Linked DNA regions of Mus musculus: regions 2 and 3 are each linked to region 1. Evidence: chromatin loops called from intact Hi-C (ENCODE). Cell type or tissue: heart. All regions are shown on one strand. Region 1 holds the start of Ppp2cb (protein phosphatase 2 (formerly 2A), catalytic subunit, beta isoform). Region 2 holds the start of Gsr (glutathione reductase). Region 3 overlaps Dctn6 (dynactin 6).

Region 1 (8,000 bases):
ACCAACCACATGGTGACTCACAACCATCTGTAATAAGATCTGATGCCCTCTTCTGGTGTGTCTGAAGACAGCCACAGTGTACTCATATATATATAATAAATATTTAAAAAAAAAAAGAAAGAAAAGAAAGACAATCTGGTACATAGATAAAATGGTGTGCATAAAAATATAATTGCTAGTAAAAGTATAAAATCCACAGCTTGTTTGTTGTTTGTTTTGGGTTTTGTTTTGTTTTTGAAACAGGGTTTCTCTATGTAACAGCCCTGGCTGTCTTTGAATTTGTATACCAGGTTGGCCTCAAATTCTCAGAGATCCGCCTGCCTCTACCTCCTGAGAGCTGGCACTAAAGGCATGCACCACCATGGCCGGCAGCTGTTTTAACTGTGTGGAGGTTCACTGAGATGTATAACTCCATCTGGATAATCTCACAGCATGTGCTTTTGTTTTGTTTTGTTTTGTTTTTTATTTGCAAGGTCTTTACAATAAAGATTCAATTAATTAAATAATAATGTGTGAGCCCTATGGTGGGAAAATAATAGTGTGTGAGCCCTATGGTGGCGCGCGCCTTTAATCCCAGCACTTGGGAGGCAAAGGCAGATGGATTTCTGAGTCTAGGACAGCCTGGTCTACAGAGTGAGTTCCAGGACAGCCAGGGCTACACAGAGAAACCCTGTCTCGAAAATAAATAAATAAAAAAAATAATAAAAAATTAGTGTGTGAAATACTAAAAACCTATATCAAAGCAGTCTGTAAACCTAAGGAAACAAAAGATAATGTAAGGTGTTATAATTTGTTGGCTATTTGCACTCATTTTAATTACTGTCTATTCATTAATTTGATTGATGTCTTTCATATCATTTGCTCTTTATGTTTTCCTTTTTTTTTTTTTTTTTTTTGCTTTTTGTTTTTGTTTTATTTCAAGACAGGGTTTCTCTGTGTAGCCCTGGCTGTCCTGGAACTCACTCTATAGACCAGGTTTGGGTCTTGAATTCAGAGAACCACCTGCCTCTGCCTCCCAAGGGCTGGGGTTAAAGGCATAATTTCTGTATGTGCAAGTTCTTTACAATAAAGTTTCAATTAATAAGCAAAAATAATACAGTATGAAATACTAGAAACATAAAGCAGTCTGTAAGTCTAAGGAAGTGAAAAGCATTGTGTTGTTATGATCTGTTGGCCATTGCACTCATTTGACTACAGTCCATTAACTTAACTAATGTCACATTCATACCATTTGCCATTTTTGATGGAAGTGTTTAGTTAACTTTGTTTAGTTCATTATATATTCTAATTATCAATCCTTTGTCAGATACATGAATGTGGGGTGTATGTGTGGTTTTTGGGTATCAAACACAATGTTCCTGCTATTCGCCCCACACTGAGAAGGCTAGGCTGACTCCATAACAGGCTTCAAATCAGCAGATCAGGACTGGGCAAGTCCAGGTAAGTCCAGGCCCCAGATGCTGCCCCGCCACCTGGCCTGAGGCAAGGGCAATGAATGGTTCAGCAGCAGTTTCCAGACCTCCCCAGCAAGTTTCCAGCCCCCACACCCCAGACGGGAATGGCTCACTTTGTTGTCCCTGTATCTTGGTAATGGGAGACCCCAGCATGCTTGACTTCTGTAAAATAAAACACTCTGCATTTACATACTTGAGTCCTGGGTGTCATTCTTCGGTGGATCATGGACCCTTTACAACACCACATCCCACGCCTGTGTCCGTCCTCATCTGTCAGATGGAGGGAGTGTTCACTGTATGGCGCTGTTGGAGTGAGAAGAAAGATGCAAAGCACATAGACTGTACAAAGTACTCTAAAAAGGGTCTTGGTTTCCTAGATGCCATGTGCAAAGTCGTCCCAACATTGTGTGGCAAGAGGGGCACTTCAGCTCAAGTGAGGGCCGTCAGGACAGCAGAGGATGCTATGCTAATGACTTATACAGGGCCCAGTTTCCCCGGAACCTACTGATGCTCAGTTCTTGGGGATGCTTTCCCTTTCCTAACAGACTATAACTTCTTCCCTGACCTCTGAACATTCTTTTTCTACTCTCTACTCCTCGCACCTTGTAGCTCCACTATGGAACATGCCTGCTTTCTGAGGCCTTACCTCAAAAGGTGTGATTTCCTCTCTTCCTCTTCTTCATCTCCCTCTTGGTCAAAATTGCCAAGATCTGCAGCCCTGCCTGTTGTTCTCTTAAACTCTGACAAACGGGTCCTTGAGCTTCCTTCTATTTACCAAAGCTTTCGTTAATAAGACAGAGAACGCACTCAAGGGAATCCTGAGTTCCCCAGGCATAGCCACACTTCACAGAGAAGGCATTTAGATGTGGAGGGGCATGCTGCTAACCTCAGCAACTCACAAAGCTGAGGCAAGACACTGCAGGTACCAGTGCAGCTTGTGGCACACAGTGAAAACTGCCTCGGGGTGGCAAGTGTGGGGGACCAAATTCCTGCCTCCTCTATAGCACTACTTAGTAAAACACTTTAGTCTCTCTTACTTACTGCCGATATTCACTCATAACTTATAAAGTCAGCTCCCAACCCTTGCACTGTAGTAGTGTTGCTGTACCACTGGGCAGCTGCTTTTCCCACTCCATCGTTGAGAGAGGTGTGGTAGGTAGCAGTGCCTGTAATCCCAGAATTTGGAAAGTGGAGACAGGAGGATTAGGAGTTCAAGGTCATCCTCAACTCCAGAGCAGGGAGCCAGCCTGGAATAAAAGAAACCTTGTCTTAAAATAAACAAGGTCTGCAGAGATGGCTGGGGGGCAGCGTACTTTGCCTACAAGCCTGAGTGTGATGCCCAGAGCCCACCTAAAACTGGAGATCATCTACTTCACAAAGTCCATGTACTCACACAACTGACAAGATTTTGTGCTTACTTATTTCAACTAATGACAAATCTGCAGCTAGAGGCAGTTTGGGGATTGCTTCAAGCTGAGAAATTGACAAAACCAACTCAGGAACCATGACGCTGTTGAGCACTTGCGAACAGCAGAAGCAGCCGTACATGTTTCAGACCCAGGAAATAGGGTCTGTGAGCACAGCTTTAAAGGTCTCGGTATCTAGCCCCTGTTATATAAAGATCACTAATTACAGCCAAGGCATCATAGTAGTCACAACAAAGAATGATAAGATGGAATGGCCACAGAAAAATTTAAAAATCATTTCATGGTTTAAAGAGATTAGCTGAGGTTAGGATAAACACAGCTTGGTGGTAGTGGTGCACACCTTTAACCCCAGCAGTTGGGAGGCAGAGGCAAGTGGATCTCTGAGTTCGAAGTCAGCCTGGTCAACAGAATGAGTTCCAGGACAGCCAAGGCTACACTGAGAAACCCTGTGTTGAAAAAAACCAAGAGAAGAAGAAAGAAGAAAGAAGGAAGAGGAGGGGAAGGAGAGGGGGAGGGGGGGGGGGAGGAGGAGGAGGAGGAGGAGGAGGAGGAGGAGGAGGAGGAGGAGGAGGAGAAGAAGAAGAAGAAGAAGAAGAAGAAGAAGAAGAAGAAGAAGAAGAAGAAGAAGAAGAAGAAGAAGAAGAAGAAGAAGAAGAAGAAGAAGAAGAAGAAGAAGAAGAAGAAGAAGAAAGAAAGAAAGAATGAAGAATGTGTGCTACTCTTACAGATGCCCTAAATTTGGTTTCTAGCACCATATACCACCAACTCCAGCTCCTGGAGAGCCAATACTCTCTTCTGTCCTCCCAAGGCACCTGTACACACGTGACATAAACGTAAATACATCCTTTGTTAAAAGTTATCTTTCTGATATAGACAGAAAGGGTCTGAGATTCAAGGCTACGCAATGAATTACTGCTAAGAGTAGAAATTTACTCAATAAATATTTAGTGCATGCTCTAGGGTAGTGAAAGGTTGAGGGAAAAGCCCAACAGTCTCAATGCCCTGTGCGGAGAGAGGTCCAAGGCGAGAACCGGATTCCCCAAGGGCAGAGTGGGCAGGAGGACCGGGGGAAGGATGCAAGGGGACCGTTTCTCCGCCGGGCCGCGCGAGGGCGCTGCTCCCCTCCTCGTGCGCCGGGCCCGGCGGCGCCGCCCACTCGCCTTTTCCCGGCGGAAATGCCGGGGCGATGACGGAAACCCGGAGGGAGGGAAGAGAAAGAGCGAGAGGGCCGTGGCCAGAGCGCGGAGAGGCCTGCGGGTGGCAGCGGGCGGGCGGGCGCCGTCGGGCCGGAGCCGAGCCGAGCTGCGCCGCGCTCTGCGCTCCGAGCCGTAAGCCCTTCGCCGCGCCCCAGGCGCGTGGCCGGGGCCGGGCGGGGCGGGCGCTCCCGGAGGCCGGGGCCCGCGGCTGCCCGCTGGGCTTGGGCGGGGCGCGGGCTGCGCGCTCCGCGGCTCGGTGGTCCCGCCGGGGGCCGGCGGCGGGGGAGGCGGCGGGGACGCGCGGCTCGCCGCCATGGACGACAAGGCGTTCACCAAGGAGCTGGACCAGTGGGTGGAGCAGCTGAACGAGTGTAAGCAGCTGAACGAGAACCAAGTGCGGACGCTGTGCGAGAAGGTAGGCGGCCCGCCGCGGAGGCGCGCGCAGGGGTCGGGGGGGGAAACGGGCCCTGGCCCCCGGCTGGAGTAGGGGACGGGGTGCGGGACCCCACCCCACGCCCCGAAAACCAGGCTGCTGCAGTCCCCGGGCTCCACGGACAACTGCCCTGAAAGTCGTTAACACCGAGCGGTGGTTAGTGTGGCGTCGATCGCTCGCAGGTGATCCACGGAGTGCAAGGAGCTTTTGTTTGCACACTAGTGGGCGTGATGGCAGGCCGAGCCTTCTCCCAGCCTGGGTTTGGCGGAGGCAGATGACTGAAGGCTGGTCTGGGCGGCCGAGTGGCTATGGAGAGGGACGTCTTTTTCAGGAAGAAGACAGCAGGTGCTGAATTTGGAAACGGTGCTTACTGGCAACGTTAACTGGGATAGGTGCTATTTAGAACCGGCCACGTTACAGAAAGTTACTTCCTTTTTTTTTTTTTTAACCCTGTGTATCCCTCCCGACCCCACGCTATAGCTTGCAGGTAATGGATTAGGTAATCCCTTTTTGATCGTGTCTTCTCAGCTTTCAGACATGTGTGTGTATCTATTGGTTTATTAACCGCTAGGTTTTTGGGTTTTTTTTTTTTTTTTTTTTTTTTGCTTATATCATCTTATTTAGAGTCTTTTTTTTTTTCATTCCTCTTTTTTATTGTGGGCTAACTCGCTTCCCCATGTTCAAGAGCCCTGCGAGAGAGTAACGGAGCTAAGTATTCAAGTCAGAGTCTACATTTTTTTCCCCAGAAGTTAGGATCCTACCAAAGGATTTTGTTTATCCGTCTGATAACAGGCACTCCTTACTTGGGGTGGGGAGTGATAGATGGCTCTTGGTGCGCTTTTCAAGTTGACCAGGGCCTTTGTGGGTTGAATAAGTACTTAGCACAGGAGAGTTTCTTTCTTCTAGTAGAGCCGTGAAGAAAAGGGTGTTTCCCTCAGAAACTGTTTGTGTATCGTCTCAGTTAGCTTTTATTTATCTTGTGTGATAACCTGTAATTTCGTTAAGTCTTAAAGGTAACCTTTTAGGTGATCTCTCTCAAGCTGGAGCACCACTGGGCTGTCCAGTTTGGAAATTGAGTCAGTCAACCTTATTGTAGTTGTGACATCCAACCTATAAACCAAGAGGTGGCGAATCCGGCTAGGTGTTTCCATTTGACTTTCTGATAATTTTAGGATCCACTCTTACAGAAGGTTGTACCATGGCTTTGAAGTATCACACTGAAGTCTTAAACTCTTAGGAAGGTTTGTGAGTCTTTTAAAGTTTTTTTTTTTTTAAACTCCACTTCTAAGTAAACTGGATTACCAGTTATCCCGTGTTTTTGAGCTTACATCCTAGGCTGTGGGTCTCTTTTCTTTGCTTATCTCCACAAATTCAGTGTCACCCACTGCTTTGTCCTCTAGCCCAGAGGATGGAGTTGCCAGTGGGAGAAATAGCTGGCTTCCTGGCCTGTGCATGACCCTGGTATGCCCATGCGGGTATGTGCCTACGGGTGCATGTGTCCCTGTTTTCTTCCACCTGGTGGTCTGGTCCCATTTTATAATAGGTTTGAAGATTTATTCATTTTTAATCGTATGTCTGTGTGATTAGTGTTGAATGAAACCTGGGGAAGCCAGCCTTGTCAGATTCCCTGGAGCTGTCTGGGACAGTGGTGGTGAGCCACCTGCTGTGGGGTCTGGTCACTTGAAAAAGTAGCACAGGTTCTTAGCTGCTGAGCCGGCTCCATCCCCCCTATTTAAGTTCAGCCAGTCAGAATTCACTGCTGCCCCACAGCGAGCTAGCTGCCCGTCTGCACATGGGATGCTTCTCTGTGAGGCAGGGGTGACGATACACAATCTGCTGGGTGGGAAGTATCAGGAGCTGAGCACATACAATCCTGATGGAGGCGACTGTTACATGAGAAATGAGTTCTGGTCTGTCTCGGTTGTCACTCTTGCTTTAGTGGGACTTCTGGGGACTGTAGTTCAATGGAGACTTTGGGTCCGTTGGCCGTGTGTTTCCTGTTATCTTCAGCACACACGTTACCAGGTTTACAGCAACGCTGTAAAGCGACGTCCTTACTTCCCACTTGGTCTTGAGAATAAATACTCTGCCCTTCCTGAGCTAGAAAGCCTCGTAGGAAGGTTGTAACAGAGACAAGCGGTCTACAGTCACCCGCTTTCATTCCTTTTAGCTAGTTTTCTTAAAGGTTTTGTTTTTAATGTATTTGTATGGGTGTATGCGCATATGTGTGTGTTTGGGCATATGCACGTGTGCACATTGATTTTGTATGATGTGTTTGTGAGTGCACATGGGGAGGTCAAAAAAACAGCTTGTGGAGAATGCCACTTTTATGTGGGCTATGGGGATCACATTTTAGTCTTCAGGCTTGAGCATCAAGCACCGTTAGCTGCTGAGCCATTTCTCGGGATAAAAGAGAGTTAATATTTACCTTTTTAAAAAAAGAGAGAGCGTGAGCGAGCACTCCTCACTGTGTAGTCTTAGCTCCCTAGAACTTTGTAGATCAGGTTGACCTCAAACTCTGCCTGCCTCTGCCTCCTAGGTGCTGATATAAAAGGCATGTTCCACCATGCTTAGCCCACCCAATTTTTTTTTTTTTTTTTTTGGTTTTTCAAGACAGGGTTTCTCTGTGTAGCCCTGGCTGTCCTAGAACTCACTCTGTAGACCAGGCTGGCCTCAAACTCAGAAATCCTCCTGCCTCTGCCTCCCAAGTGCTGGGATTAAAGGCGTGTGCCACCACTGCCCGGCTGCTGGCCCAATTTTCTAATAATGTGACTTTTAGATTTTGTTTGCCATACCACTCTATAGAAAGCGACATTGTAATGAGATAGTTGTCCCCCAGACATTAAATTCCTGCTCTGATTTAGCTCAGCAGCTGAGGCAGCTGAAATCAAGGTGGGTATGGAAAAGGCCCTGGCCTGGGGTCGTGGCGGTGAACCTTATGGAAGTATCAGTGGGGAACGACTGCCAAAGTTCCTGCACAAGAGACTTGTCTGGCTTCTGAAGTGAGTTTATGTCACTGTAGAATTGTTGGCCTAGGACTGTGAGGCCTGCCTTCTGAAACCACAGGCTTGATACACTCCCCTCTGTTAGCATCCGGATTCAAAGCTAATTGTGACCTGGCTCCTTTGAACATAAATACTGCTTCCTGCTGTGGCATGGTACACGACACTTTTAAAGATGGTGTGCCGCACTGCCTGTCTGGCCTGTCCAGGACAGTCTGTGACTAGAACTATATTTATCTCTCGTCTTGGGAAAACTTTAAAAAAAGATTGACCTGTTAAGATTTTATTCTATAACTGAAGACGGTTTGTGATGATGAGCTATGGGGGAGTCGGGAGGTCTTAGGAGGATGAGGGTGGGGAGGGTTTGGGGGTGGGGGGGCTTGCGTTTGGGGGCTAGGCTGCTTTCTTTGTTGACAGATATCCATTTTAGTCTTTAGTCAGAAAATCTGGGGCTTGTGTAAGAATATGTGCAAATTCTAGGCCATTAA
Region 2 (8,000 bases), 53 kb after region 1:
GAATGTAGCAACAAAATGCCATCGTGTCTTTATTACATTTTCGTGTGTGTGTGTGTGTGTGTGTGTGTGTGTGTGTGTGTGTGTGTGTGTGTGTGTACCACTGAGCTGTCTCCCCTCCCCCCTTTTTAAAATTCAAAAGAGAGTCCCACTTAGTTGCATGTGGAGTGGAGAAAGCCCTGACTGAATAAAGATCTGAGTAATGTGTGCTGTTGACATCCCAGCTGAGACCCACGGGAAACCACGGGAAATGGCAATAACGTTGTGGCTAAGAGGGAAATAACAAAACCTTCTCTTCAGGTCCATGCGTGGATATTGGCAGTGTGTGCAGAAAAATGCCCACCATAGCTTCCTCACCCATCTATGCATGGCCTCTGTTCTCCCCTATAAAGACTGCATCTTCTGAATTAGCTTTGACCTGTCTCCTTGGACCAACTGATTACCGTAGACCCTGCCTCCTTGTTTGCATTTATATAATAACTTGAGTCCATGTTCAGCTGTATGCATGAATCCTGCCTCTCTGTTCAGCTCTGTATAATAAACATACTGTACTTCCAGGGTGCTGTGGCTTCTCCATCAGAGAGAGGAGGCCAGTTCCCAGCTTTTCTGTGTGACTTCTCCCCATTCCCTTGCCTCCACAGTCAAGTCCATCCCTGGAGCCATGCTGGATACAGCAAATTGGCTTAGACCCGCTTTGAACTTATTCTGTATCTCAGTCATGTCTTAACTTTATGTTAGATCACAGATGCCGTGTGTGTGTGTGTGTGTGTGTGTGTGTCTGTCTGTCTGTCTGTCTGTCTGTCTGTCTGTCTGTGTATTCAGCTGTGCACATTAAGTGTGAGTACTCTGGAGGTTAGAGGTATCAGATCTCCTGGAGCTAGAATTACAGGCAGGTGTAAATTATGAGATGTGCATGCTGGGAACTGAAGCAGGTCCTTGTAACCACCAAGTCCTCTTCCAGCCTTCTGTGGTTTTTTGAGAGAGGGTCTCACTGTGTAGCACTAGCTGATCTGGAACTCATGGCCTAAACGTATAGAGATCTGCCTGCATTTGCCTCCCAAGTGCTGGGATTAAAGATATGAGGCACTATACCGGGATTTTATTGATTTATTTATTTTATTTTTATGTATCTGGGTGTTTTTCCTGCCAAAAAAAGTCTATGTGACACTTCTGTACCTAGTGCTTGTGAAAGTCATAAGAGGGTGTGGGAACCCCTGAAACTCGAGTTACAGTTGTGGCCCTCCATGTGGCTGCTGAAAATTGACCTCAGGTCCTTTGGAAGAATAATCAATGTTGGTTTTTTGTTGTTGTTGTTGGTTTTTTTTTTTTTGTTTTTTTTTTTGGTTTTTGTTTTTTGAGACATGGTTTCTCTGGGCAGTCCTGGCTGTCCTGGAACTCACTCTGTAGACCAGGTTGGCCTTGAACTCAGAAATCTGCCTGCCTCTGCCTCCCAAGTGCTGGGATTAAAGGTGTGCGCCACCACTGCCTAGCCTAACCAGCATTTCTTAAGAGACAACAAAAATTCATAGCTTTGTTCAGTATTTCTATTCAGACCTTAAATAATAATAGCTACACAATAGAAGGAGAAATCAAACTCCCAAAGGTATCCTCTAACCTCCACACATATACTTGCACATGTGTGTGCACTTGAGCACGCACGTGTGCATGCATGTGCACACACACATTCACACTAGATAGATGTAATGGGTTTTTTTTGGTTTTGTTATGTTTTGTTTTACGAGACAGGGTTTCTCTGTGTAGCCCTGGCTGTCCTGAAAGTCACTCACGGTGATAGATGTAATGTTAAAGATTTTTTTTAAATCTATAAATGACAGATAATGGAATTAATGGATGCAACTTTAGATATGCCAATAAGGGAAAATAGTTTTTTTTTTTTAAAGATTTATTTATTTATTATATGTAAGTACACTGTAGCTGTCTTCAGACACTCCAGAAGAGGGCATCAGATTTCATTACGGATGGTTGTGAGCCACCATGTGGTTGCTGGGATTTGAACTTGAGACCTTCAGAAGAGCAGTCGATGCTCTTAACCACTGAGCCATCTCGCCAGCCCCCAGGAAAGTAGTTAACTCAATCAGAACAAAGAATCTATGAAAGTGCCGGGCGTGGTGGCGCACGCCTTTAATCCCAGCACTTGGGAGGCAGAGGCAGGTGGATTTCTGAGTTCGAGGCCAGCCTGGTCTACAAAGTGAGTTCCAGGACAGCCAGGGCTATACAGAGAAACCCTGTCTCGAAAAACCAAAAAAAAAAAAAAAAAAAAAGAATCTATGAAAGTACTATAAGGGAGACATGTAGTTTAAAAATCTATGAAAAGACCAGGGTGAGGTAGTGCACACCTTTAATGCCAGTGGCAGCAGGTGGCACAGCCCACATTCCAGAGGTAGCCAGAGTCTGTCTTTTTTTTTTTTTAAGATTTATTTATTATTATATCTAAGTACACTGTAGCTGTCTTCAGATGCACCAGAAGAGGGTGTCAGGTCTCATTACAGATGGTTGTGAGCTACCATGTGGTTGCTGGGAATTGAACTCAGGACCTTCGGAAGAGCAGTCGGTGCTCTTAACCACTGAGCCATCTCTCCAGCTCCTTGAGATCCTGTCTTAAATTTTTTTTTTTTTTTTTTTTTGGTTTTTCGAGACCGGGTTTCTCTGTGTAACCTTGGCTGTCCTGGAATTCACTGTGTAGACCTCAAACTCAGATTCGCCTGCTCCGTCAGACCCCACCTCTATCTAATCTATCTATCTATCTATCTATCTATCTATCTATCTATCTATCTATCTATCTATCTATCATCCATTCAGGGTATCTCTATTGTGGCTGTCCTGGAACTCCCTATGTAGACCAGGCTAACCTGGCACTCAGAGCTCTGTCTGCAGAAATTGAGGGCATGAGCCACCACAGCCAATTGTAAATACAGTTTCTCAACAAAACAGCCTCACAAACTGCCTCCCAGGGTTTCTTTTCTTTTTCAAGACTTATTTACTTATTATAAGTACATTGTAGCTGACTTCAGACACACCATAAGAGGGCATCAGATCTCATTACAGATGACTGTGAGCCACCATGCACGTGGTTGCTGGGATTTGAACTCAGGACCTTCAGAAGAGCAGTCAGTGCTCTTAACCGCTGAGCCATCTCTCCAGCCCAAGAGTTTCTAATAGTACGATGTGCTTTATGCTAACTTCGCATTTAAGTTTTAGTTGTTCTCTATTCTCTTCAGTTTTTATCCTGAGCCTCAATATTGGACGCTGACGCTGAAATCATGTAATAAGTCAAAGTAACGCTGGTGTTGGCCAGACAACGGGAACGTCAGCGGTTGTGAGATTGACTGACACAATGGAGCGGGGAATGGAACTCTGCCCCTCTGGAAGAGCAGCCGGGGCTCTTAACTGCTCTCCAGCCGCTGAATGTTTTAAAGAAGCAGGATGGTTGTGTAAGTTTAATTGAATACTGGTTATTGCCTCACAACGGCACGTTTCTTATGACTTAGCAGTATTTAATCTTGATCTTTAGGACAAGGCGGTGCCGGCAGAAAAGTTGGTTTCCCTTTTGTGATCAAGTAGGAGTTTGTGTGCCTGTGTGTGTGGGGGTGGTGGTGGGGTGCTTTCTTCGTGTGTTTATCTGTATCTATCTATCTTTACACAACTCTATATCCCCATCAAACTTTAACTCGGTGATCTTAGCAATCATTAATGGTTCCCAAGAAAGCCGCTTGGTCACTGTGACCTTGTAAATGTTCTCAAGTTATTATTCTGTCTACATTTATTACAGGGTACTCTACCAGAAGGAAAAATCTGCCTTCTTCCTTGATGATCTTGAACCCACGTTCCTTCTATCTCCCAAGTCATATTACTTTTTATTTATTTTTTATTTTTTTATTTTTTATTTTTTGGTGTTTTCGAGACAGGGTTTCTCTGTGTAGCCCTGGCTGTCCTGGAACTCACTCTGTAGACCAGCCTGGCCTCAAACTCAGAAATCTGCCTGCCTCTGCCTCCTGAGTGCTGGGATTAAAGGCGTGCGCCACCACTGCCTGGCTACTTCTTAAACAGAAAATAAAACAAGACAAAACAAAACAAAAAAGCCTCAACAGACTGTATAGCATTCTGATTCGTAATATCCAGCTTGGAGTGTGGGGCTTAGGGGCCCTGTGTTCCTCATTTCTTAGCCGTGGGGCTCCCAGCCTGGTGCTTATATGAACTACACATTGTTCTCGGGGATCTTGGCCGGTTTAGTTGGCAGCTCCATCTCAGTCCGTTCTTTAAGCTTCCTCTATGGATCACAAAAAATCATTTCGGCCACTCCACTCATTATTCCAGCCTTTTTTTCTTCTTCATTTTACGAGTACCAAGTGCCCTGAAAGCGGAAAGTAGGTTAAGGCCTGCAGGAATCCGAGAAGCTGGGGGTGGGGAAACAAAACCTGCACGTTCTCGCCCTCGGTCCACGCGCTGCGGGGCGGGGACAGGGGCCCTCGGGCGCGGTGCTTAGTCACGGCGACGCTGCACCCCGCTCCCGGCGCGCACTTCCGCGCATGGCGCTGCTGCCCCGGGCGCTGGGCGTGGGCGCGGCCCCGAGCCTGCGGCGGGCAGCGCGCGCGCTCACCTGCGCCATGGCGAGTCCCGGCGAGCCGCAGCCCCCGGCCCCGGACACCTCTTCCTTCGACTACCTGGTGATCGGCGGCGGCTCCGGCGGGCTGGCCAGCGCGCGGCGGGCGGCGGAGCTCGGCGCCAGGGCCGCGGTGGTGGAGAGTCACAAGCTGGGTGGCACTTGCGTGAGTACCGGGGCCCTCGGGCCGCGCCGGCTGCGCGCTTTCTCCCGGCCTCTGAGCGCGGCGCCCGGGGTGCTTCCCCACTCCCAGGCCCGGGATCCCAAGAAGTGGCGGGAAAAAGGGTAACGCCGCCGATCCCGCCACTCTGCACAGGTGCAATGCTGAAGCCAAAAAAACTCCAGCCAAGCTTAGCTGCCCAGCGTGCAACTCCATGCGGGGGAGTATGGCATCCGGCGCTGGAGCTGGGAAACACGAAACTCTCTGGGAAACTGCTAGTGGCGTGGGCGAGGGGAGCAGTGGAGGGTTCTGGCGTGGAGGAGTGTGTGTGTGCGTGCGTGGGTCGGGTCTGATCTATTTCAAGGGCAAAGTGCTAGGTAACAGTAGTTCTTAACTTTGGCTGCGCAAAGGAACCCCCTGGAGAGTTGAAGTTCTGCTGTTTCCCGCTCCCTGTTCTGCTGTTTCCAAGGCTCCCGACCGTACGTGGAGATGCGGCGCGGGGGTTAGCAAGCTCAGAAACACGCAGTTGATCCCAACTGCAGCCAAGCCTGAGAACTACAAGCTGCCTCCAAAGAGAAACCTTAAGGGGTTTCTCAGAGCTTTGTGATACCGTTTGTGGATTGTTTGGGGACAGGTTTACAAATTAAAAAGGAAGGAAGGAAGAAAGAAGGAAAGAGAGAAAGGTGGTAAATCTTACGATTGAAAGTCTCGTTCCCACGTTAGTGTGGCTCTTCCTATCACAAGATCAAGGCAGAGTTTTTGTTAGTGATTGAAAATGCTGAACCTCAAAAGTCACCCGGGACTGGGGATAGGTTCTCTAATGCCTTTGAATGCGTTTAGATTATACTAAATTGGGAACTCCTTAGGGGCATGGGCGGGTTCCTATGCTTGTGTACTGCTTGTTACCTTAAAATACCTTGCTCAACAGCTATTTGTGAAATGAATGAAGCTAGAGATGAGAAGCTGTGAGCATGCTCAAGCCACGGTTGGAAATGAATGGGTGTGTGGTGGTTCACGCCTTTAATCCCAACACTTGGGAGGCAGAGGCCAGCCTGGTCTACAGAGTGACTTCCAGGAAGCTAGACGTTTGTTTTCCTCCCCACTTGTCACATCACCACGGATTTGTGACATCTACTGTCATTGTTGGTTCTACTGACATTAATCAAGAAGGGGCTGGCCCGGATTTGATATTTGAGTTGGAGGCCAGCCTTGTCTATAGAGCAAGTTCTAGGACAGCCAGGGCTACACAGAGAAATCCTGTCTCGGGGCTTAAAAATAAGGTGAAGACAAACATCTTCGGAGCAAGCAAAGGACAGCGCAGAGTGACATTTTCTATCAGTGGTCCACCTGACCGTGTGTGCCCAGTGCTTTCGTTCGTTCCCAGTTCATCATTCTGTAGCCACGGCCATTTCCACCAAAGCATCAGTGTGTGTCTTTGAAATGTCCTTTTCTGTTTCAGTCGCATAACTTTGGGGACCTCCACAAAGTAGCTTTTGGCTTTGAATTACAAAGCAGGGAAGGGGGCTGCAGCCAGTATGAGGGAAAATGTAACCCAAAGGTAGAAGCGGGGATAGATTTGCCCAAGGATTGCAGTAATGTGGTCTGCCCAGAGTTGGAAGAGTGAACTTACTACAGGAAGTAATTTGCATGTGCAGGGAAATCAGAGGCTTTCTGAAGCGGATCCTTTTATTTCTTCATGTTTGGGGTTCTTAGAAGAATCTAACAGAAGGAAGGAGGTGGATAGAAATATTTCCCTACAGAGGTTCCTTTAAGGAACTTGCAGTATAATGGGGAGACCAAATACAGTCAGCCAAAAAGTGGGGTTGGTCTGTCCGTCTGTCTTCTTGTTTAAGTGCTTATTTGTATGAGTGCTTGCATGAATATCTGCACCACATGCATGCCTAGTGCCTACAGAGGCCAGAAGAGGATGGCATGGGATCCTGGAGCTGGAGTTAAAGACAGTTGTTAGCTGCCATGTGGGTACTGGGAATCCAACCCAGGTTCCCAGGAACAGTGGCCAGCGCTCTAACCACTGAGCTGTCTCCGCAGCCCAAGACTGTCTTAATTCTTGCAGGTGATGAATGGCTGCTCAGAGTAAAGTAGTAGTTCAGATTAATGTTGCTTCTCACTTCCGTTACTGAGGGCTGATTGCTGAGTTCAAGGCCAGCCTGACCTATAATACGAGCTCTGTTCCTACACATAAAAGAACTTCCTCTGGCAATGTTATTTCCCCGTAGTAGGGTTATATTTATTTTTATTTAGTTGTTCACTGAGTCTTATTGGAAATCTATGCATCAGGGGCTTTGTTTTTTCAAGGCTGGAGAGGTGGCACTTGGCTGCTCTTGCAGGTGACTGGGGTTCAGTTCCCAGTAACCAACCACATGGTGTCTCATAACTGTCTTTAATTCCAGTTCTGGGTGATCCAGTGCCTTCTTTTAACTTCCTCAGGCATTGGGCACACTCATGGTACACATATATACTTGCAGGCAAAACACACATACGTGTGTGTGTGTGTGTGTGTGTGTGTGTGTGTGTGTGTGTGTGTGTGTAATGAAAGTAAATCTTTTTCATTGCATAGATGTCTATGTGTGTGTGTGTTGAAGGCTGGTGTGCGTGTGTGAGTGTCGGTGTCCACAGAGGCTAGAGTCAGCTAGGATTACAGGCAGTTGTGAGCTGTCCAACCTGGCTTCTGGCTTCTGTATTCTGTGCTCTTTAGCAAGAGCAGTACATGTCCAAAACTGTTGAGGCATCTCTCCAGCAAGTTCTCTTCCCCATATGTTTATAGATTCTGGACGGTCACTGCAGCCAGCAGAACAGATAAAAATCCCAGTTTTGGGGAGCAGGCATTTTAGTTATCATTTTACTTTCTAAAATTTCCGTTACTATTTTTGTGATGAATACAGAAAAATATGTTGTGGAAACTGGTGGTGGTGAGCTGTGTGTGTGTGTTTGTGTGTGTGTAAATGTTTTGAATCATTGCTAATAAAGCTGGAATTTACTACAAAAACGAGTAATAAATAGAAGTAGTTATATGCAATCCTGGCTGGCCTAGAACTCCATATATAGATTAGATCTGCCTGGTCCTGCCTCCCAAGTGCTGGGATTGTGGGATTGACCGTATTTAGGGTGGCCTTAAAAGCACTATGTAGCTAAGGGTGACCTTGAACTTCTGATCTTCCTGTGTCTACCTCCCAGGTTTTTGGATTACAGACACACATCATT
Region 3 (8,000 bases), 500 kb after region 1:
TGATCTCACAACCAAGGTGCCAAAGATGGAGGATAGTAATACTGGGAAAGATGGATTCACACCGTCAGAAACTCCCACACGTCCTGTGTAAGTGTCAGACAAATCAGCCCTTTTATCACAGCTAAATATTTTCCCACACAAATTCCATACGTTGTTGCTACAAATTAGGTAAAAGCTTAAATTTCTTGCCAAAATTTTATCTAGAAAAATTTATACATGCTTTCGAAAATATCCTGGGTATTGTAGCTCAGTGCACAAAGGTATACATTAACAGTTTCTCACATTGTTCTCTTTAAAGTTTACAAATTGCTACAAGGATCCCATACTTGTGAATATAATTCTGGATGCTTCCCATGTGGAATATGGCAAAACAGAGTTAAATTCACATACAGACATCAAAAGAAATCCAACCAAAACAGTAGTAGGTATGGTAAGCACAACACAGGGATGTTGGATGGGATCAGGAAACCATTACAGGTTTGCTGATGGATCCAAGTATCCCACTGGGAGATCACCAGACCCAGGGCTGGTGTGTGTGTGTGTGTGTGTGTTTTTCTCAGTGTTTTCTGGTTTGGTTTCTGTGTCTCTCATGTACTTAATGCTAACCAGGCCTCAAACCTCCCCCTTCTCTTGCTCAGAAAGAATACTCGTTCCTGAGCTAAGCTGTAAGAGGCTCCTGGGCAGCGGCCGATGTTGGGAAACCTTCCCCGTGCCGTCCAGTTTGGAGCACAGTCTTACTCACGCATTTATGATGAGGGCCTGCTCTTCTATCAGGTTTCCTTCACCGATGATTATTGGCCCGGCCTCCGCGATAATTCGTGCTTTAGGGTGGATCACCGTCCTCGGGCCTGTGCAGCAGAGCAGGGGAGAGGAGATGATCAGGGCAGGCTGCACTTCCAGCAGGAGGTGGGAGGTGAGGGAGGTGGGGGAAGCTTGGGGAGGAACCTTTTCTAAGGCCGTGCCAGGCACCGTGCTGAGTACCGTACAGGTACTATCTCCGGCTGTTATCAGCAGCAGTTAGTGCCAGACCTACAGCCGAGGGAAGTGAAAGGGCACACATGGCAGAGCGGACAGCTCAGCCTCCATCCAACCGCCTGTGACCTCAGAGTGTGGAGACAGTGTGTGGTACGTGGGCAGAGATAACACTAATTCTTGTCCTTGCTTTCAGACGGGCCTGACACTGCTTATAACGCAGCGAGCGCTTCTATGTGATTAAGAAAAACAGGTGCACAGAAGTCAGGAAACACAGAGTCCGCCCGCCTTCAGCCTCTTTGTATCATCTGAGTGTGTGTAGCAACTGCAAGCAGGCAGGGCATGATAAGCACAGTTCTCATACCTAAGGGGAGGGAGGCAAGAGGAGCCAGAGGTGGGTGCTGAGCCGTGACACTGACCTGAGACAGCTCAGTCTCAATCTAAGGGCACAAGGAGGACAGCTTCTGAGAACTGGGTGGCTCTGGAGGAAGTGGCCACACGCCCACCTCCCACTGATGAGAAAACACCTTCCTCCACCCACACACCCACCTACTCTTATCGTAGGATTGAAGCTATTTTTTCTTTCTGTTTTTGTTTTGTTTTCTAAAGAAGGATCCCACTCTATCTCCTGCTGTTGGACTCTGCCTAGCCCGAGTGCTGGGTCACTCAACGCTATTTTTATTTGTACACAGTGATGAGAAGTAACTCCCTCAGAAAGGAAGGTGGACGGAAGGATCAAGGGGGCAGAGGTGTCACTTTCCAGGATTCTGTGTTATAAACTGTTAATCTGTGGTATATAAACAGTCACTATCTGCTTATAAAAGGCAAGATGCAACACTCTATGTTAAAGGGCAACAGAGGAATAAACAGACTGCAGGAGCGGGAGCGGGAGCAGGAGCAGCTCAGTTGGTGAGCGTGAGCATAGGTGGTGTGTGCAAGGCCCTGCATGGGATTCCTAGTGCCAACGTCTCTTACACACACACACACACACACACACACACACACACACACACACACACACGCCCCGAACACAGAACACAGGCTATCTCTGCCCCTTTGAAGTTGTCCTGACAACTGGGATTACTTAGTGCACCAACTCCCACCCAATTCTATGAAACAGATACGCGTAGCCATAGTTAAACTGCTTAATGTTCCTGACGGATCGATCACATGTACATACCCGCCCAAGAGCTATCTGGATTCTCGAATGAAACACACACACACCAGGTAATTTTAATATGCCTTGACTAGCTTAATGACTGGGCAGTTCTTATCCTTCCTGCTGCTAGCAAACACCCCCCTCTGGTATTTCTGTGTTGAAATCTTTTAAAACCTATATTTCATCTCTGCTACCCCAAACACAATTGGGGAAGTGGCTCATGTGGCCACTCTCCCTGATTCTCACGTGTCCAGGCCTTTAGGTCTGGTCTTTCTTCTTCCCTGTCATAGCCATCTTTGTTCTTTGTTTTCTCCTAGCCCACACAACTCTAAAAGTCTTACCTCAGTCTACCTGCCAAGCTTGGCCATTGGTTCTTTACTGATCAGTCAAAAACCAATTGGGGACAAGGACCTTCAGCGTTTGGACACACAGATTCACAATTAGAACCAATCCCCAACAGATCCGAAGCCTCCAAGGTGAGCAGCGGGGCTCTGGATGGGCTCTCAGTGCAGCTCATTCTTTTCCTGAGATAAAGAACCAAGGGAACTGATAAAGAGAGTAGGGGCCCAAAACAGGGCATGGAGTCCCAAAGCACACAGGCGTATGAGACTGTACAAGTAGCCTTGCTATTTGGGAGAGAATATTCTCAATACACCCACCCCACCCCCACATATATGTATAGTATAGATACATGCCCACACACAAATAGTATAAAATAAATAAACAATCACGACTAAAAATTAAAATAAAGCAAGCACAGAATGGTGGGGCCTGTCTGTGAGTCCTACTCCTTACGGGCCTGACTGTCTAAGTGCAGGGAAAAGCTACTACAGACTAAACACTGTGGCATACTTGAGACCTATAAACACCAGCACATACAAAATCAGTAAGAAGCTTGAAAATAAAACTCGGAGAAAAGCATTCGAACACTTTATGGCTACAGCGCATCTCACATTTCATCAATACACTGTCATTTACCTACCTCATTCCTCAGCATGGCCACTTAGGCATCACAGGCTCCAGGTGCTCAGCAATGCCATCACCAGTCCTGGGTTCTTCTGAGATAACAAGTTCTACACCCTCCAGTGGTAAAAGCCCAAGGAGACCTACAGCTCACTCAATACGGATTTCTATTTTGTTTCAAAATACTCCAAGGGCCACAGTCTAAGTTAGGGTCTTTGTAATTAGAGCCCCAGCCTGTACCCATCCTAGTCTAGAAAGTCTAGACTCTGGTCTCTATCACATATAGGCAATGTGTGTGCTTATGTTCTCTCAAGGGCTGTTTCCACATCTGTAACAGGACGGGAAACGTGGGTTACAAGAAACACTGTTTGAAAGAGATGTCACAGGATCTGACCTGCAGTTCTGAAGGAGAGATTCAGGGGCTGACAGGACAGCCCAGCAAGGAAAGCCACTGCTGCCAAGCTTAGTGAACCAAATTCTATCCCCGAGACCCACACGCTGGAACCCACTCCTGACCCTGACCCCTGACCATGCTCTTGGATGCACACAATATATACAGGAAGACATTAAAAACGACAAGGTTACTGTGTCACGAAGAGCTCAGAATTCCTGAAAACTGAGCAAAGTGGGTAGTTTAGGCCTGAGGACAGAGCAGGGCCTGCTTTCTCCTTTCCTCAGGTGTCATGGTAACAGCTTTTAACTACAGGAGAGCCTTCTGCTTGGTAAGGGATTAAGTGGGACATGGAGATCATTGGAGCCATGACAGGCAGCAGACCTCTGGTCAGAGCTGGGTAAGCAGCCAGAGGCACCAGGCCTCCTGCTGACCCTTAAGTTGGAGCTGTGACAAGCACAATTTGTGAGAAGCCCACCTAAGGATGTATTCTGAAGACTAGGAGCCCCTGGCACTGGTGGCCTGTCTTTCTTTTTTAACATTCCTCTTCCGTGTACCTCTGAAAACAAATGACAATGCTACTTTTTCTTTAAAAATCCATGACAAAGGGCTCCCTGGAGACACTTGCTGAGTTCTATAACGTCACAGATGGTGGATGCTTGAGTGGCACCTGAGGTTGTCCCTGGCCTTGACGTGTGTGCGCACACACACACACACACACACATACCACCCTTCTATTTACAAAACACAGTTTGGCATTGTGGTGCCACCTGCAATCCCAACACTTAGGCGGGGGAAAGAAGATCTGAAGTTCAAGGCCATCCTGGACTTCACAACCAGTTGGAGGCTAGCCTGGGCTACATGACACTCTGTCTCAAAACAAACAAACAAACAAAAACCATAAAAACCAAAAACAAAACAAGTAAAATGAAACAAAGTTATTACATAACAAAATCAAATCAGAATGAGTATTTTTTTGAGTAAGGGTCTCTCTATGTAGTCCTGGCTGCCCCAAATTCAGAGGTGCATCTGCCTCTGACTCTCTGTTGCCCGGCATCTGAACAGTTTAAGCGGATGTTTTCTTGCTGTCATTATTATTTGTTAATCGTGAGTTACTAATAGAACTGGTAACTGGAGAACTGAGTATAAATGTCAGGGATGCTCTCTTGGAGCTAGCACATGGACAGCTTAGGTGAGGCCTTTGGTTTTGACACTACTGCCACCTGCTGGCATCCTGCCCCAACTGCAGGTTGTGGCCCACAGGGACTGAAATAGAGAGGGAAGCCAATCTGCTTTGAGTTGAGAGATGAAAGCAAGTTGGGGAGGCAGTGGGAGGGGGTGCGCAAGAAACTGCACAGCCCCTCGAGTGAGGCTAGCACAGAGCACATGTGACAGCTAAGAGTGTGGTGTGGAGAACAGGAAGAAGGCACAGCTGTGTGCAGTTTCACACTGCAGGCCTGGGACAGGGGGCCTGGCCTTCCGGGCAGCCTTAGCGGCGGGCGGCATGACACCTACCAGACAATCTCCTCCTGGGTGCCACAAACCTTCTACCTAGAACGAGTCTGACTTAGGCCATGTGTAGGGGTCTTAAAGCTAAAATGCTCTTTAAAAACAAGTCCCCATGCCAAGTCCCCTTTCCCACTTGACTCCGCGTGGACCTTCTTGGCGCGGCTCCTGGCAGGGCGGTTTGTATACTTTCTTACTGAGTGTGCTGAAAGCCTCTCTGCCTTATCTCCTTGTTTGGACAAATGTGTCTGGAGTCAGAGCTCCCTTAACTGGCGTATGAGTTATTTTTCTAAACCGCTGGCTGGGCTTCCAGAGCCCTGCCAAGAGGACATTCCTGCATCATGCCTCTTTCCCCTCATTTGGTAAAGGGCGCTCTTCACCTTTGCAAGCTCTGCATACATTTTCATATGTCAACAAATAAACCCAAGCTCTTTCTTTTTAAAATTACACCACTCCCTTGACCCCAGCAGAGGCTCTGGGTTGGGGTGAGCTCTGCTGGTGAGAAGTTCAAGGCCACCCTGGACTTCACAGGGTCAGGTGGGAGTGTCCCACTGTGCCCGGGCTGCTCCTCTTGTGCCATGGGGGTCTGTCCTCACAAGCTCGTGGGCCGGGGCTCCCCTGGGGCCTTCCTCACGTTACATGCCAGCCAACTCTCAGAGGGAGGATTTACAGAAAGTACTTTGTAACAGTCTAATAGAAAACAAGTCTGATCCTATGAAAATGAGCAGGACTCAGTCTGAGCACCTTCCAGTGGCGGTGTGCCTCCCCAGGGCTGGACTTCTATGATTTACCCCCTGCAACAGCCCCTCTGTCACAGCCCCACCCACACACCCCCATTCTGAGACAGTAGGATGTAGGCAGCCCTGACAGAACACACACCTGGCTTCATACTTCTAGTCAGCCTCACTGTTAGAACAAATAAATCAATTTCTAGAAAACCACAGATCCAGTGTAAGGTTCAAATAACTTGAAACACAGGAAAAGAAAACCCTGCCCTCTTCAAACTAATAAAAGTGTAAAAAGATGGGCAGTCCTTAGATTGAGCACCCACACACACTTCTTGGAGCACTCACACACTCCTGTGGAGCACCTCACACACTTCTGTGGAGTACCCACCCACACTTCTTGGAGCACTCACACACTCCTGTGGAGCACCTCACACACTTCTGTGGAGTACCCACCCACACTTCTTGGAGCACTCACATACTTCTGTAGAGCACCTCACACATTTCTGTGGAACACCCACACACACTTCTTGGAGCACTCACACCCTTCTGTGGAGCACTCACACACTTCTATGGAGCACCCACATACACTTCTGTGGAGCACTCACACACTCCTGTGGAGCACCTCACACATTTCTGTGGAGCACCCACACACACTTCTTGGAGCACTCACACTCCTGTGGAGCACTTCACACATTTCTGTGAAGCACCCACACACACTTCTTGGAGCACTCACACCCTTCTGTGGAACACTCACACACTTCGATGGAGCACCCACATACACTTCTGTGGAGCACTCACACACTTCTTGGAGCACCTCACACACTCCTGTGGAGCACCTCACATACTTCTGTGGAGCACACACGTCTGTGGGGCACCCCATACACTTCTGTTTACTGCTCCCCAACTCTCTGGGGAGTAGTTTATCAAGTTCCAACTGCCAACTGCATAGACAACAGGAATGATTTACAACTATTACTCCAGGAACCCGAGCAAAACCAAAGAAAAGCTTGACATGGAAAAGCAAGACATGGTCGGAGAGCTGGAACCAGGTAACTTGGCTCTGATTAAACTTTATAATAGTGTTTATAAAGGAGGAGGGTTTACATCCGAGGTGTTATTTCAGAAAAATAAATACTTGCCAAAAAGTGAAGATATTTTATGCTAAGTGCAACAGTGACAGAAATAATTATCTAAGCCCAAAGTCTGGGAAAAACCACTTCTTTATATACACAATTAAAGAAGCATAAAGTTTGGGGTTAGGAGAGATAAACACTTACAACAATCATAAGATAAAAACGGGGAGACAAACACCGCATAACTGCATCCCTCTCCTGCATCTTTTCCTTGCTTGTTTATTTTTAAAGATTTATTTATTTTTATTTATATGAGTACACTGCTGCTGTCTTCAGTCACACCAGAAGGGGGCATTGGATCCCATTACAGATGGTTGTGAGCCATCATGTGGTTGCTGGGAATTGAACCCAGGACCTCTGGAAGAGCAGTCAGTGCTCTTAACCGCTGAGCCATCTCTCCAGCCCCCTTCCTTGCTTTTAAAATGAAACTGTTTCTAAGATAAATGTAAGCATGTTCACTGCATGCTTAGTGCATATCTGATGCCGAGCATCACTATATGTGTATAGGAAATACACACACACACACACACACACACACACACACACACACACACACACACTATGCATAAAGCAAGCCACTCTGTCGATAAACAGCAAATCATTCCAGCTTTTTTTCCCTAAAGATTTTCTCTATCACTTCTGAGGGAGTAGGTGTGAACATAACCAAAACATGTTCTATGAAATTCTCAAAGGATTAGTAAAACAATTTTTTAACCACTTCATAAGGCTGGGCACGGTAGCACATGCCTTTAATCCTAGCACATAGGAGGTAGGAGTTATATAGTGAGACTGTATGTTATAAATCTATCACAAAAAACTCTTTAATGGCATACCATTACAGATTTAATATTCTAGCTGTATAGTATCAGCTAGTGGTCAAATGCCAGACTGAAAGTGCATGTGGGGGCTGGAGAGATGGCTCAGTGATTAAGAACACTGGCTGTTCTTCCACAGGTTCAATTCCCAGCACCCACACGGCCGCTCACAGCTATTGATAACTCCAGTTGTAGGGAAGCTGGGAGCTCTCCTTTGCCCTCAGCTAGTACTATGCGCATTTGAAACACATAGATACATACATGCAGGCAAAAACACCCATACACGTGAAAAAAATGAAATTATTAAAATAATAAACTAAATACTATCTTTGC

Evidence for each region. Peaks named below come from ENCODE experiments on the same cell type or tissue, not always from the same donor. Only the 100,000 strongest peaks of a DNase experiment are listed, where the experiment ranks them.
Region 2: it touches region 1 in a loop (4-fold over the local background); 10 of 42 quality-filtered maps call a loop at or near these places.
Region 3: a loop joins it to region 1, with 2.4 times the contacts of the local background. A loop is called at or near these places in 2 of 42 quality-filtered maps.

Annotation. Positions count from the first base shown.
Region 1 is chr8:33,595,527-33,603,526 of GRCm38, forward strand. Ppp2cb (protein phosphatase 2 (formerly 2A), catalytic subunit, beta isoform) reads left to right here and starts at 4,095. Exons shown (of 7, transcript NM_017374.3): 1 at 4,095-4,492. The coding sequence starts at 4,391. In heart, CTCF peaks have their summits at 3,960, 4,738 and 6,391; DNase peaks (open chromatin) are centred at 4,025 and 4,515; H3K4me3 peaks cover 3,187 bases; H3K27ac peaks cover 1,981 bases.
Region 2 is chr8:33,648,996-33,656,995 of GRCm38, forward strand. Gsr (glutathione reductase) reads left to right here and starts at 4,243. Exons shown (of 13, transcript NM_010344.4): 1 at 4,243-4,784. The coding sequence starts at 4,545. It overlaps Gm33433 (a long non-coding RNA gene), which reads left to right. Exons shown (of 3, transcript XR_870309.3): 3 at 3,237-3,881. In heart, no CTCF peak of the experiment used is centred here; a DNase peak (open chromatin) is centred at 4,516; H3K4me3 peaks cover 2,202 bases; H3K27ac peaks cover 1,738 bases.
Region 3 is chr8:34,096,447-34,104,446 of GRCm38, forward strand. It overlaps Dctn6 (dynactin 6), which reads right to left. Exons shown (of 7, transcript NM_011722.4): 3 at 743-848. Among named protein-coding and RNA genes, the nearest start is that of Dctn6, 8.3 kb to the right of the region's middle. In heart, a CTCF peak has its summit at 4,721 (motif pointing left); DNase peaks (open chromatin) are centred at 947, 4,765, 5,205 and 5,575; H3K4me3 peaks cover 1,357 bases; H3K27ac peaks cover 5,228 bases.